Linked DNA regions of Mus musculus: region 1 is linked to region 2. Evidence: chromatin loops called from intact Hi-C (ENCODE). Cell type or tissue: heart. All regions are shown on one strand.

Evidence for each region. A loop is a pair of places that touch in the nucleus more often than their neighbours do. Peaks named below come from ENCODE experiments on the same cell type or tissue, not always from the same donor. Only the 100,000 strongest peaks of a DNase experiment are listed, where the experiment ranks them.
Region 1: it touches region 2 in a loop (21-fold over the local background); 27 of 42 quality-filtered maps call a loop at or near these places.

What each region holds. Positions count from the first base shown.
Region 1 is chr4:3,514,066-3,522,065 of GRCm38, forward strand. It overlaps LOC108168924 (a long non-coding RNA gene), which reads right to left and starts at 2,527. Exons shown (of 2, transcript XR_001784222.1): 1 at 2,319-2,527. In heart, no CTCF peak of the experiment used is centred here; no DNase peak of the experiment used is centred here.
Region 2 is chr4:3,733,831-3,741,830 of GRCm38, forward strand. It overlaps Lyn (LYN proto-oncogene, Src family tyrosine kinase), which reads left to right. Exons shown (of 13, transcript NM_001111096.1): 2 at 4,895-5,031. The coding sequence starts at 4,900. Among named protein-coding and RNA genes, the nearest start is that of 6330407A03Rik, 23 kb to the left of the region's middle. In heart, no CTCF peak of the experiment used is centred here; no DNase peak of the experiment used is centred here.

The DNA of each region.
Region 1 (8,000 bases), 220 kb before region 2:
CCAGCACATCTTAAAACACCTTTGTAAGACTAAAACACGTACATGTGGCCTTCAGGACATCACTCTAGCTCTCTCTTGAACAGTTGCACTTCACTTCCTTGTAGAGCCCTTTGTAGTCAACTGGGAGCATATATTCTTCACATGTGCAAAGGCTGAGAGTCTTGCTTATGGTCATAGGATGAGGCCAAGCTAAGCAGCCCATGGAGAGCACCTATGGCCACAGGAGACCTAAACTATTTTTTTTTCTGGTGAGCATCAAGGAACTGAAAGATTTTAAATACACTCATTGTTGCTTTCCAATCTACTTGTAATCTTTTTTACACTGAATATTTGAGTTTTTTTTTTAAACTGATCTCCTTTGCTTTCCTAAATAAATAACACCTGGAAAAAATAACAAAACAAACAAACAAAAACCAATGAAACAAATCAAATCAAAATAAAAAACCAGATCCAAGCAAACAACAAAAAAAGCAAAACAAAACAAAAAAAATTTTTTAGGTTTTTAAAGTACGTTAAAAAACTGCAGCATTTGCTACAAGAAATAAATAGAACTTTGAAGTCTACAAGAAAACTACCTTTTGCCTTTTCTTTACTCTTACATTTCCTTCCATTCATCACATTTGTTTAAGAATATAACTCTATATCCATATTTATATAAATTGCTTTTAAATTTTATATTGGTATGTATTCAGCATCACCAAATTACTAGTACTCTTAATAATCTTATTCATTTTGTGTTGATACATTTTCTATACTTCTTTTTCAAATTCATTTGTATAAGATAGGCATTGTGCCTACACGAATATCTGTGCTCCATGTGTGTGCATGGTACAGACAGAGGCCAGAAGAGGTGTCAGATGCCCTGGAACAGGAGCTACAGATGGTTGTGATCTGACATGCGGGCACTGGAAATTGAAGTCAGGTCCTCTGGAAGAGCAGCCATTGCTCATAATCACAGTCATCTCTCCAACTCCTCTATGTTCAATTTTACATGATATATTGATAATGCATCTATACACAAGAACTATATAAAAGAACTTAATAGCACAGTGAAGTCATCAATCATCACGTCTCTTTAACTCTGACCTAGCAGTCTAAGTGATGATAGTTGGTTCTGATAGGTTATAGCTAAGGGTGATGGACTAGCCAATAGCCTTTGGCAGCACTACACAATGACAATGTACTCTAGAATGCCAAGCCATTTAAAAGCATAGGGCAAACTGGAGAAACTGCAAATTCTGTTTTGTTTTTTGACACAGGGCCTTACTCTATAGCCTTCCTTGGCTGTCCTGGAACTTGCAATGTAAACCAGGCTTGACCTCAAACTCACACAGATCTGCCTGCCTCTGCTGCCAACTTGTTGTGATTACAGGTGTATACCACCATGCCTGCCAAACTGATAATAAAGGCATTTGGGCTAAACTTGAATAGCTTGTTTTCAGTTTAAATGCCAAGACAGTCCATTAAAACTGGGTAATGGAGCTGGGCGGTGGTGGCACATGCCTATAATTCCAGCACTTGGGAGGCAGAGGCAGGTGGATTTCTGAGTTTGAGGCCAGCCTGGTCTACAGAGTGAGTTCCAGGACAGCCAGAGAAACCCTGTCTCAGGAAAGAAAAAAAAAAAAAAGGAAAACTGGGTAAGGGGATGCATACAGACATCCAATGGGAAATTGCTTGCCAGGTTACAAGCTCCAAAGTAAAGCAGATTTGGTTATAGCTATCCTAAGTTCTGAGTTCCCCTATGTCCCTAAGATTTGGCATCACTTCTTTTCCAAGTACAGCAGGTGGCACATCACTCATAAAGTTTCTAATGGAGACACCTGTATAAAATGTTGAGGCAGAATCAGACATGCTTTCTCTTAACCTTTACTCCACTGTAACACATCATAATGTCTTTGTACTATTTTAAATCAGTTGAAGAAAAGGAGGTAAAGAATAAATTGTAATACCCCAAAGACACACTAGCTAGCATATGTTTTAGATTCTGGTTTAAATCCAGAAAATCCTTGGTCCCCAGAACATCTATCCTGAGTCACACAGGTCTGGGGTCTTTTCATTAGCAGCATTAAAGATACTTTTCTCTGTACTTGAAAATGCAACTCAAGATCTACTTATCATCTAGTAAGTAGCCAGATTATCCCTAAAATCTCTACACATTTTCAAGGATTAAGTTATAAAGCATATAAAATTATCTGGGGGTCTCTGTAATCAATTTATATATGTGTATATATATATGGCATGCAAAGATTGGGGTTTAGGCTGCACAGCCATGCTCCGATCCTGCTGTGGGATTTCTCCCCTGAGACTAGTCTACTTACTGGCCTTTGCTGTTTATTGGACGTTGGATCTCTCACATAAATAGTTCGGTCAGTATTACTTACTGGTTGAGTCTTCGAATCTACTTCATCATCATTGAGATTGTCTTTCCTTTTTGATTTAATACATCCCATATTTCCTGTTGGAATAGAAAAGCAATGGCATTGTTTTTTAATCAATCAGAATTGGATGAAAGCCACTCAAATCTCTGTGTTAAAGAAGAGCAAAAAGAATGTGCTTTTATTCATTGTTACACACTAGTTAATACTCTCAAAGGTGGATGCTGTTTGAAAGTAGGATATCTCAGTTGTTCATTTGCTCCTTGTTTCACTTATTTAAAATTCCTTCCTGAGTGTCACCTTTACAACAACCCAACACAATTCCTACTATAGAAAATGAGAATCGGCATTAGAGTATGGTCTGGCAAATCTATGACACAGGACATGAGTCCCAATAAAAGAAAAGACTTCTAATTCAGGCAAGAAGAGAAAGGGCTGCTCCAGGAAGCTCCTGGAGTGAGATGAGACAGATTTAAATCTGGTACCAAATCGGCAAAGAGGCTCTGAGAAGAGTTTTCAGATGCAGCCATTGTGACCCTGGATAATCTGGTCCCAAGAACTAGTGCAAGAGGAGGTAGCCCTTTAGTGAAGGAGCAGGCAGGAAAGGCTGGGAGTCAGAGATGGAGAGAGAGGAACACGGTGAGTATGACAATATCAGTTTCGTTTGTGTTCCCTAAAGACAACTGGCACATCCCTTCTGGAGTGTGCAAGGGAGAGATAAAGGACTTGAGGCTTCACCAGCTGGAGTCTACTGTGTGGGGCCTGGGAAACTACAAAATGGCGGCACCTCTGTCAAGACTGGAAATAAAAGAGACACAGGTCTGAGAGTAAAGTTGCTTGAAGGATAATTCAGATGATCCAGTGTGCTAGGCTCCCTATTAAGATATCTGAGCCTGCAAACCAGAAAAGGTGGCTGAACTTAAGACACAGTGACATCACCTACAAGCCATGACTACAGCTAGAACTTAGAGGTGAGGTTTGTTTGCTCAGTTTTAACCCCCAACCTGAGACCTGATGCCCCCAAAGGAGTACAAGAGTGTATAGAAACTAATTTGACTTGCTGTTTGAGAAAGTGCCCAAAATTATCTATATCTTACAATCTCAAAAAAACATTTAAAAGAGAAAAAAAGAGAGAGAGAGAAGTGCCTGTGGGTCGCAAACAGCCGCAGAATGGGTGGAGATGGGAACAAGAGGTGGAGACTTCACTGATATCTCAGGAACTTGGCTGCCAACTGGACCAGTGCAGCAGGACTGAGCTCTGGGTGACTGGCTACCTTTGTTTAACCCCATTTCTACAATCTGTTGGCTGGAGATCTTCAGATGGAAGAGATTTTCCAGGATGTTAATTAACCCACTGTCTTCTGAGACCACCAGCTCACTGAATAATGTGTGCCTCATGATTCAAATCCTGGCCTCTGCTCCCTAGTTTCTTATGTGGCAGGCAGCAGGAGTGGAACCTGTGTAGCTCGGGACGTTGTCCTGCCCCTACAGGCTTTGGCTAGCTGTGGGGACTTGAGCCTTTTCATCTCTTCAACAATCTGGGTAAGAAGTCTCAGAAGGACAGCCACTCCTTTCTCAAACTAGCAAAGTGGCAAGCAGTAGTTCTCAGAACAAAGGGGAAGTGAGCATTTTACTTCAAAACAGACTTTCTTCTTCTTTTCATAGCCTAAGTTTCTGAAATGGAGATTTTCTTGAGTTGATCTGTAAATAAGCATAATTTTGTTCCCCAGTCTGTTCTTCACTTTACCCATTCCCAACATTGCTGTCCAACTGACCATGCCTTATGATGATGTCCTATACGTGGTGACAGGAAAGCCCTGTATCCCTGAGCATGCAGAAGCTCCAGAGAGTGGGCTTCTCAGACCCCAACAGGACCCCCAGCCCTCCCACCCCTACTGCTAAGTTTGCCATGCTGCTCCTAACACCAAAACAGTACTGCTGCTCCAGGCAGGGCTCAAGACCCATTCTTCCTTTCCTTTCCTTCCTTCTCTCCTCCTCCTCCTTTAAAAAAAAATTTTTTTGCCAGGTTTTACTCTGTCTTCCAGGCTGGTGTGGAACTCACTCTATCCTCAAGGCTAGCCTTAAACTCACAGTGGCCTGCCATTTCTGGCTCCTGAAAGCTGGGATTACAGGTGAGCAGTCACACCCAACTAAAGCCTGCAACTGAGAGAAGGCATAGGTGCACCACTGCAGATGGCAAGTTTTGTGCTGACAGACCGTGTGGATCTTTGCTGAGAAGAAGCATCAGAAGGGACGACAGGATGAAACCCTTCTTAGACTCTGCTTTCATGTGAGACAGCATGTGTGGTAAAAAACTCTAGACAACCCTTTCCAAAACTGCAGTTTAGAAGCAGGGATGGTGGCTCACCTATAATCTCAAAGTTCAAAAGGCCAAGATAGAAAGATAGAGCCTGATCCACAGTGTTCAAATCTGTCTCATAAAAATTAATTATTAATTTTTTTACAAGTGTCTCTAGAGTAGAATTAAGACAACAGTTTGTAGAAAACATGGGAGGGGAAGAAGACAGATTAGGTGGGAGAAGTCTAAAATGTGTCCTGTTCTCAAATGACTGGCCTGAACTTCTCTAGAGAAAAGAAGGCAGAACTACTCCATACTAAAGGGACTAGGGGGTGGGACATAGCTTAGTGTACCCGTGAGGGTCAGGGTTCCATCCTAGCCCTGCAGAAAGAGACTAGAATGACACACGAACTGCATGTGGACCTTGACCAAATCCAGGGAGGGGACTGAGGGGATACAGTGTGCACAGCCAGAAAAGTCTGGGGGAAGTGTGTCGGTCCCAACAATCTTAGGAATGTCTCAGTTTTATAGATTTGATAAAGGTACCTTGGAAATGTAGGATGAGAGGCATGCAGGAGTAAAGGCTAACGTCTTTGCAATTCCAGATCCTTCCCCCACAGTGAGAGGGAGCTGGAGGAGAGAGATGGTATACAGATTCCTGAAAATGAGGACATCTTCAAAAGGACATGCCTTTCTCTCTTTTCTGTAGATTTGAAATTTTCAAACAGGTAAATTTGGTAGGTGGCTATTATAAACAGATACATAAATGTTGCTGGTACACGCCTGTAATCCCAGGAGTCAGAAGCAGGTATAGAACCAGGCCAGCCTGGTCTGCAGAGTAAGTTCCAGCACAGCAAGATTTCTCCAGCCCATCTTTCCCACAATTAACCCAAAACCAAATGTTCATTCTGCTTGGTGGATAGAAAGTGAAAAGAAAGACCAAAGACACCGCAGGGCCTGGACTGAGCCCGCAAGCACAGAGCTCAGGACTGGGCTCCTGCATACAAACCCAACCAGGTCCTGCAGCTCCTTGTGCTGTAGAAAAGAACCAGAAAACCCCCAAAGCAATCGATTCCTGCCAAAACCACCCTGGCTTTGTCACACAGCTCCCCAGAATCTGAGCAGTCCAAGCTGATTTGCACCTCTGACATATTTTACTAAACATATAATGTGCTAGTGTTTCTTGTTTAATCCCTGAAGAAACTCACCGTCCTCAGCATTATGATGCTCCCTTTATAGAGACCAGAACTGGCTCTGGGAGAAGTTAAAGATTGGCAACTAGCTGCAGCAGGGGAGTGGTTCAGTGGGGCTTGCCCTCTGCATGACCTCAGGCTAGCCTCAGGCTGAGCACCCGTGTGCTTGCCATTTTCCCACATGATAACTAATTTAAATAGGTATTTTACTAAATCACACAACACTGTTTTAGTGTATGTTAATTACACTAAAATAGATCATTTTCATAGGCTGCCTCTAAAAATGTTATACAATGCTTTGCCATAAGAATCGATGAGAGTGTTTGGTGGTTCCTCAGAAAATTGGACATAGTACTACTGGTAGATCCAACAATTCCTCTCCTGGGCATATACCCAGAAGATGTTCAACTGATAATAAGGACACATGCTCCACTATGTTCATAGCAGCTCTACTTATAATAGCCAGAAGCTGGAAAGAACCCAGATATCCCTCAACAGAGGAATGGATACAGAAAATGTGGTACATTTACTCAATGGAGTACTACTCAGCAATTAAAAACAATGAATTTATGAAATTCTTGGACAAATGGATGTATCTGGAGGATATCATCCTGAGTGAGGTAACCCAATCACAAAAGAAGTCACTTGATATGCACTCACTGATAACCGGATATTATCCCAGAAACCTAGAATACTCAAGATACAATTTCCAAAACACAAGAAAATCAAGAAGGAAGACCAACTCGTGGATACTTCATTCCTACCTAGAATAGGGAATAAAATATCCATGGAAGGAGTTGCACAGACAAAGTTTGGAGCTAAGACAAAAGGATGGACCATCCAGAGACTGCCCCACCTGGGGGTCCATCCAATAATCAGCCACCAAATGCAGACACTATTGCATATGCTAGCAAGATTTTGCTGAAAGGACCCTGATATAGCTGTCTACCATGAGACTTCGCCAGTGCCTGGCAAATACAGAAGTGGATGCTCATAGTCATCTATATGATAGAACACAGGGCCCCCATTGTAGGAGCTAGAGAAAGTACCCAAGAGCTGAAGGGGTCTGCAACCCTATAGGTGGAAGAACAATATGAACTAATCAGTACCCCCCAGAACTCATGTTTCTAGCTGCATATGTAGCAGAAGATGGCCTAGTTGGCCAAAATTGGGAAGAGAGGCCCCTTGGTCTAGCAAACTTTATATGCCCCAGTACAAGGGAAAGCCAGAGCCAAGAATTGAAAGTGAGGGGTAGGGGAGCAGGGTGTGGGGAGGGTATAGGGGACTTTTGGGATAGCATTTAAAATGTAAATGAAGAAAATATCTATAAAAAAAAGAATCGATGAGATTAATACAATGAAATGAGAGAGTCAGGCCAGGGAACAGAGGGAAACACAATGTGCCTGCTTTTGCCAGAGGTGACTTATCTGGCCCAGCTGCATGCTCACGTAGGAGATAATTCGACTCACCCTGAGAGAGGAAAGGGACAAGCCTTATTCAGGAAAACTGTGAGTCCCTAGCAAGAATTCTAAGTTTGTACTCAATGGACCTAATTAAATCTGGTAGATGATGCTCTGTGCATTACTTCTTGGTATTATACATTTTTACTTTACACTACATACTATGTAGTCCAGGCTGGCCTTGAACTTGCAATCCTCCTGCCTAAGGTCCCCCAGTGCTGGGATTTTAGGCAAGTACTATGACACGCAAGTCTGCCTCATGTCATTTCTAATGGTAAATAGAGGCACATTTAATATGCAGACACTTTATTTAAAATTAATTACATGAGGAGTGGGGGTATTAACTAAAATTGAGAATGGATAAGAATACTTATAAAAAAGTATACTTTGTATGGCAATTTGAAAATATAATAATTACATAAAGAAGGTCGGAAGGCAAAGGTACTTGCCCCAAGCCTGACAGTCAAAGTTTCACTTCTGGGACCTACACGGTGAGAGAAGTTCTATATGTATGCTGCAGCATGCAAGCACACAGAATTTTTAAAATGTAATAAAAAGAGTATGTTTTTTAAAAGCAATTCTGAATGCTTTACCTATCCGCTAAAGATAGGTAGTACTTCTCCAGGAAATATTAATTACTAAGTAAAATTCCTACTTAGTGCCTAGCATGAGC
Region 2 (8,000 bases):
TAGATGACTATGAGCATCCACTTCTGTATTTGCCAGGCACTGGCGAAGTCTCACGGGAGACAGCTATATCAGGGTCCTTTCAGCAAAATCTTGCTAGCATATGCAATAGTGTCTGATTATTGGATGGACCCCCGGGTGGGGCAGTCTCTGGATGGTCCATCCTTTTGTCTTAGCTCCAAACTTTGTCTCTGCAACTCCTTCCATGGATGTTTTATTGCCTATTCTAGGTAGGAATGAAGTACTACTAGTTGGTCTTCCTTCTTGATTTTCTTGTGTTTTGGAAGTTGTATCTTGGGTATTCTAGGTTTCTGGGATAATATCCAGTTATCAGTGAGTGCATATCAAGTGACTTCTTTTGTGATTGGGTTACCTCACTCAGGATGATATCCTCCAGATACATCCATTTGTCCAAGAATTTCATAAATTCATTGTTTTTAATTGCTGAGTAGTACTCCATTGTGTAAATGTACCACATTTTCTGTATCCATTCCTCTGTTGAGGGACACCTGAGTTCTTTCCAGCTTCTGGCTATTATAAATAAGGCTGCTATGAACATAGTGGAGCATGTGTCCTTATTATCAGTTGAACATCTTCTGGGTATATGCCCAGGAGAGGTATTGTTGGATCTACCAGTAGTACTATGTCCAATTTTCTGAGGATCCGCCAAACAATCTCATCGATCCTTATGGCGAAGCATTGTATAACATTTTTAGAGGCAGCCTATGAAAATGATCTATTTTAGTGTAATTAACATACACTAAAATAGTGTTGCGTGATTTAGTAAAATACCTATTTCAATCAGTTATCATGTGGGAAAATGGCAAGCACACGGGTGCTCAGCCTGAGGCTAGCCTGAGGTCATACAGAGGGCAAGCCCTGCTGAACCACTCCCCTGCTGCAGCTAATTGCCAATCTTTAACTTCTCCCAGAGCCAGTTCTGGTCTCTATAAAGGGAGCATCATAATGCTGAGGACGGTGAGTTTCTTCAGGGATTAAACAAGAAACACTAGCACATTGTACATTTAGTAAAATATGTCAGAGGTGCAAATCAGCTTGGACTGCTCAGATTCTGGGGAGCTGTGTGACAAAGCCAGGGTGGTTTTGGCAGGAATCGATTGCTTTGGGGGTTTTCTGGTTCTTTCCTACAGCACAAGGAGCTGCAGGACCTGGTTGGGTTTGTATGCAGGAGCCCAGTCCCGAGCTCTGTGCTTGCGGGCTCAGTCCAGGCCCTGCGGTGTCTTTGGTCTTTCTTTTCACTTTCTATCCACCAAGCAGAATGAACATTTGGTTTTGGGTTAATTGTGGGAATGATGGGCTGGGGAAATCACAAAATACAAGCAAATAACAATCTGACACCCTGCACTCATCCACTTTCTACTTTATGTCTGTCTTCCACTGGCAGCACACATCACTTCTTTTCCAGGTCTTCCTCAGGTCAAATTGCCTGAAGAATAGAGTTCCCCTGCTAGTTGTGAGCCCAACTCAAATCTTTGTCATAAAGTTATATCAGAAAGAGTTCTCCATATCTCTGTGTCAGTCCAGTTAGAGAATTCTGGTGGCTTCCTTCTGGAATGAAAACTGGGCTGTGGTGAGACTGTTTAGCATGCCACAGGAATAACATCGACCAGCAAGCATTCCTATAGCATCTGTGCATGTGCACACACACAGACAAACCACTTATTTTTTAACATTTTGAAATCAGTACACTTTGTTCTGTATCTTCTTGTTTCCCTTTTTGATACAGGGTTTCTGTGTGTAAACCTTGCTGTGCTGGAACTTGCTCTGCAGACCAGGCTGGCCTGGTTCTATACCTGCTTCTGACTCCTGGGATTACAGGCGTGTACCAGCACCATCTGAAAACAAACAAACAAACAAACAAACAAAAAACCAAAAATTCTCAATGAATTTTATATATCTGTTTATAATAGCCACCTACCAAATTTACCTGTTTGAAAATTTCAAATCTACAGAAAAGAAAGGCATGTCCTTTTGAAGATGTCCTCATTTTCACGAATCTGTATACCATCTCTCTCCTCCAGCTCCCTCTCACTGTGGGGGAAGGATGTGGAATTGCAAAGACTTTAGCCTTTACTCCTGCATGCCTCTCATCCTACATTTCCAAGGTACCTTTATCAAATCTATAAAACTGAGACATTCCTAAGATTGTTCTGGGACCGACACACTTCCCCCAGACTTTTCTGGCTGTGCACACTGTATCCCCTCAGTCCCCTCCCTGGATTTGGTCAAGGTCCACATGCAGTTCTTGTGTCGTTCTAGTCTCTTTCTGCAGGGCTAGGATGGAACCCTGACCCTCACGGGTACACTAAGCTATGTCCCACCCCCTAGTCCCTTTAGTATGGAGTAGTTCTGCCTTCTTTTCTCTAGAGAAGTTCAGGCCAGGCATTTGAGAACAGGACACATTTTAGACTTCTCCCACCTAATTTGTCTTCTTCCCCTCCCATGTTTTCTACAAACTGTTGTGTTAATTCTATTCTAGAGACACTTTTGTAAAAAAAAATTAATAATTAATTTTTATGAGACAGATTTGCACACTGTGGATCAGGCTCTATCTTTCTATCTTGGCCTTTTGAACTTTGAGATTATAGGTGAGCCACCATCCCTGCTTCTAAACTGCAGTTTTGGAAAGGGCTGTCTAGAGTTTTTTACCACACATGCTGTCTCCCATGAAAGCAGAGTCTAAGAAGGGTTTCATCCTGTCGTCCCTTCTGATGCTTCTTCTCAGCAAAGATCCACACGGTCTGTCAGCACAAAACTTGCCATCTGCAGTGGTGCACCTATGCCTTCTCTCAGTTGCAGGCTTTAGCTGGGTGTGACTGCTCACCTGTAATCCCAGCTTTCAGGAGCCAGAAATGGCAGGCCACTGTGAGTTTAAGGCTAGCCTTGAGGATAGAGTGAGTTCCACACCAGCCTGGAAGACAGAGTAAAACCTGGCAAAAAAAAAAAAAAAAAAAAAAAAAGGAGGAGGAGAGAAGGAAGGAAAGGAAAGGAAGAATGGGTCTTGAACCCCGCCTGGAGCAGCAGTGCTGTTTTGGTGTTAGGAGCAGCATGGCAAACTTAGCAGTAGGGGTGGGAGGGCTGGGGGTCCTGTTGGGATCTGAGAAGCCCACTCTCTGGAGCTTCTGTATGCTCAGGGATACAGGGCTTTCCTGTCACCACGTATAGGACATCATCATAAGGCATGGTCAGTAGGACAGCAATGTTGGGAATGGGTAAAGTGAAGAATAGACAGGGGAACAAAATTATGCTTATTTACAGATCAACTCAAGAAAATCTCCATTTCAGAAACTTAGGCTATGAAAAGAAGAAGAAAGTCTGTTTTGAAGTAAAATGCTCACTTCCCCTTTGTTCTGAGAACTACTGCTTGCCACTTTGCTAGTTTGAGAAAGGAGTGGCTGTCCTTCTGAGACTTCTCACCCAGATTGTTGAAGAGATGTAAAGGCTCAAGTCCCCACAGCTAGCCAAAGCCTGTAGGGGCAGGACAACGTCCCGAGCTACACAGGTTCCACTCCTGCTGCCTGCCACATAAGAAACTAGGGAGCAGAGGCCAGGATTTGAATCATGAGGCACACATTATTCAGTGAGCTGGTGGTCTCAGAAGACAGTGGGTTAATTAACATCCTGGAAAATCTCTTCCATCTGATCTCCAGCCAACAGATTGGAGAAATGGGGTTAAACAAAGGTAGCCAGTCACCCAGAGCTCAGTCCTGCTGCATTGGTCCAGTTGGCAGCCAAGTTCCTGAGATATCAGTGAAGTCTCCACCTCTTGCTCCCATCTCCACCCTCTCCACCCATTCTGCGGCTGTTTGCGACCCACAGGCACTTCTCTCTCTCTCTCCTTTTTTCTCTTTTTAATGTTTTTTTGAGATTGTAAGATATAGATAATTTTGGGCACTTTCTCAAACAGCAAGTCAAATTAGTTTCTATACAGTCTTGTACTCCTTTGGGGGCATCAGGTCTCAGGTTGGGGGTTAACACTGAGCAAACAAACCTCACCTCTAAGTTCTAGCTGTAGTCATGGCTTGTAGGTGATGTCACTGTGTCTTAAGTTCAGCCACCTTTTCTGGTTTGCAGGCTCAGATATCTTAATAGGGATCCTAGCACACTGGATCATCTGAATTATCCTTCAAGCAACTTTACTCTCAGACCTGTGTCTCTTTTATTTCCAGTCTTGACAAAGGTGCCGCCATTTTGTAGTTTCCCAGTCCCCACGCAGTAGACTCCAGCTGGTGAAGCCTCAAGTCCTTTATCTCTCCCTTGCACACTCCAGAAAGGATGTGCCAGTTGTCTTTAGGGAACACAAACGAAACTGATATTGTCATACTCACCGTGTTCCTCTCTCTCCATCTCTGACTCCCAGCCTTTCCTGCCTGCTCCTTAACTAAAGGGCTACCTCCTCTTGCACTACTTCTTGGGACCAGATTATCCAGGGTCACAATGGCTGCATCTGAAAACTCTTCTCAGAGCCTCTTTGCCGATTTGGTACCAGATTTAAATCTGTCTCATATCACTCCAGGAGCTTCCTGGAGCATCCCTTTCTCTTCTTGCCTGAATTAGAAGTCCTTTCTTTTATTGGGACTCATGTCCTGTGTCATAGATTTGCCAGACCATACTCTAATGCCGATTCTCATTTTCTATAGTAGGAATTGTGTTGGGTTGATGTAAAGGAAGGAATTTTAAATAAGTGAAACAAGGAGCAAATGAACAACCGAGATGTCCTGCTTTCAAACAGCATCCACCTTTGAGAGTATTAACTAGTGTGTAACAATGAATAAAAGCACATTCTTTTTGCTCTTCTTTAATACAGAGATTTGAGTGGCTTTCATCCAATTCTGATTGATTAAAAAACAATGCCATTGCTTTTCTATTCCAACAGGAAATATGGGATGTATTAAATCAAAAAGGAAAGACAATCTCAATGACGATGAAGTAGATTCGAAGACTCAACCAGTACGTAATACTGACCGAACTATTTATGTGAGAGATCCAACGTCCAATAAACAGCAAAGGCCAGTAAGTAGACTAGTCTCAGGGGAGAAATCCCACAGTAGGATCGGAGCATGGCTGTGCAGCCTAAACCCCAATCTTTGCATGCCATATATATATACACATATATAAATTGATTACAGAGACCCCAGATAATTTTATATGCTTTATAACTTAATCCTTGAAAAATGTGTAGAGATTTTAGGGATAATCTGGCTACTTACTAGATGATAAGTAAATCTTGAGTTGCATTTTCAAGTATAGAGAAAAGTATCTTTAATGCTGCTAATGAAAAGACCCCAGACCTCTGTGACTCAGGATAGATGTTCTGGGGACAAAGGATTTTCTGGATTTAAACCAGAATCTAAAACATATGCTAGCTAGTGTGTCTTTGGGGTATTACAATTTATTCTTTATCTCCTTTTCTTCAACTGATTTAAAATAGTACAAAGACATCATGATGTGTTACAGTGGAGTAAAGGTTAAGAGAAAGCATGTCTGATTCTGCCTCAACACTTTATACAGGTGTCCCCATTAGAAACTTTATGAGTGATGTGCCACCTGCTGTACTTGGAAAAGAAGTGATGCCAAATCTTAGGGACATAGGGGAACTCAGAATTTAGGATAGCTATAACCAAATCTGCTTTACTTTGGAGCTTGTAACCTGGCAAGCAATTTCCCATAGGATGTCTATATGCATCCTCTTACCAAGTTTTCCTTTTTTTTTTTTTTTTCTTTCCTGAGACAGGGTTTCTCTGGCTGTCCTGGAACTCACTCTGTAGACCAGGCTGGCCTCAAACTCAGAAATCCACCTGCCTCTGCCTCCCAAGTGCTGGGATTATAGGTGTGTGCCACCACCGCCCAGCTCCATTACCCAGTTTTAATGGACTGTCTTGGCATTTAAACTGAAAACAAGCTATTCCAGTTTAGCCCAAATGCCTTTATTATCAGTTTGGCAGGCATGGTGGTATACACCTGTAATCACAAGTTGGCAGCAGAGGCAGGCAGATCTGTGTGAGTTTGAGGCCAAGTCTGGTTTACATTGCAAGTTCCAGGACAGCCAAGGAAGGCTATAGAGTAAGGCCCTGTGTCAAAAAACAAAACAGAATTTGCAGTTTCTCCAGTTTGCCCTATGCTTTTAAATGGCTTGGCATTTTAGAGTACATTGTCATTGTATAGTGCTGACAAAGGCTATTGGCTAGTCCATCACCCTTAGCTATAACCTATCAGAATCAACTATCATCGCTTAGACTGCTAGGTCAGAGTTAAAGAGAAGTGATGATTGATGACTTCACTGTGCTATTAAGTTCTTTTATATAGTTCTTGTGTATAGATGCATTATCAATATATCATGTAAAATTGAACATAGAGGAGTTGGAGAGATGACTGTGATTATGAGCAATGGCTGCTCTTCCAGAGGACCTGACTTCAATTTCCAGTGCCCGCATGTCAGATCACAACCATCTGTAGCTCCTGTTCCAGGGCATCTGACACCTCTTCTGGCCTCTGTCTGTACCATGCACACACATGGTGCACAGATATTTGTGCAGGCACAATGCCTATCTCATACAAATGAATTTGAAAAAGAAGTAAAGAAAATGTATCAACACAAAGTGAATAAGATTATTAAGAGTACTAGTAATTTGGTGATGCTGAATACATACCAATATAAAATTTAAAAGCAATTTATATAAATATGGATATAGAGTTATATTCTTAAACAAATGTGATGAATGGAAGGAAATGTAAGAGTAAAGAAAAGGCAAAAGGTAGTTTTCTTATAGACTTCAAAGTTCTATTTATTTCTTGTAGCAAATGCTGCAGTTTTTTAATGTACTTTAAAAACCTAAAAAAAAATTTTTGTTTTGTTTTGCTTTTTTTGTTGTTTGCTTGGATCTGGTTTTTTATTTTGATTTGTTTTGTTGGGTTTTGTTTCTTTGTTTTGTTATTTTTTCCAGGTGTTATTTATTTAGGAAAGCAAAGGAGATTAATTTTAAAAAACTCAAATATTCAGTGTAAAAAAGATTACAAGTAGATTGGAAAGCAACAATGAGTGTATTTAAAATCTTTCAGTTCCTTGATGCTCACCAGAAAAAAAAAAAAATAGTTTAGGTCTCCTGTGGCCATAGGTGCTCTCCATGGGCTGCTTAGCTTGGTCTCATCCTATGACCATAAGCAAGACTCTCAGCCTTTGCACATGTGAAGAATATATGCTCCCAGTTGACTACAAAGGGCTCTACAAGGAAGTGAAGTGCAACTGTTCAAGAGAGAGCTAGAGTGATGTCCTGAAGGCCACATGTACGTGTTTTAGTCTTACAAAAGTGTTTTAAGATGGGCTGGAGAACTTCAGGGCACATATCTCAGGACCAGCGTAGCCAGCCAGCAGGTCGCATATAAAAATGTGCTTTGCTGCATTGTAGACTAATCTCTCTAGTATTCGCAAATCAGCTTGCTGCTTTCAAAATTATTTAATTTCTTATCTAATTGTCTCCTCTAATTCATATAAAATAGAATGTCATTCTTAATTATGCAACTGTAAATGACTAAAACAGCAATATACAACTGCTTTAAGTCTTGCATGTTAGTATGGATCCATGATTGCCCACTCCTTCAGTCCCTTCCCTCAGTGAATTTGAGATTTCAGGGGCTCACTTTCTGCAGAAATTTATATTTTAGTATAAACCACTTTGGCCGTGTTTTATTAAACACTCACCAAAGTGTTAGTAGCCACTCAAGGAGAAGCAGAGGGATAAGGTGGATTAAAATCTGAGCCCAGGCAGGGCCTCCTTAGAAGAGGTCACCAGGCCTTATATACCCCCAGCAGTGCTCTTGTGTGGAAATGGTTTAGAATATAAGGTACCTCGTGTGATGCATCCAGCTGCTGCCATAACTGGGGGATATCCCTGGCCCTGGACAGAGTCACTGTCAGACAAGAAAGCCTAACTCGGTTGAGCTTATGTTTATCTGTTAGTGACAGGTCTGATCAAATGTTTAAC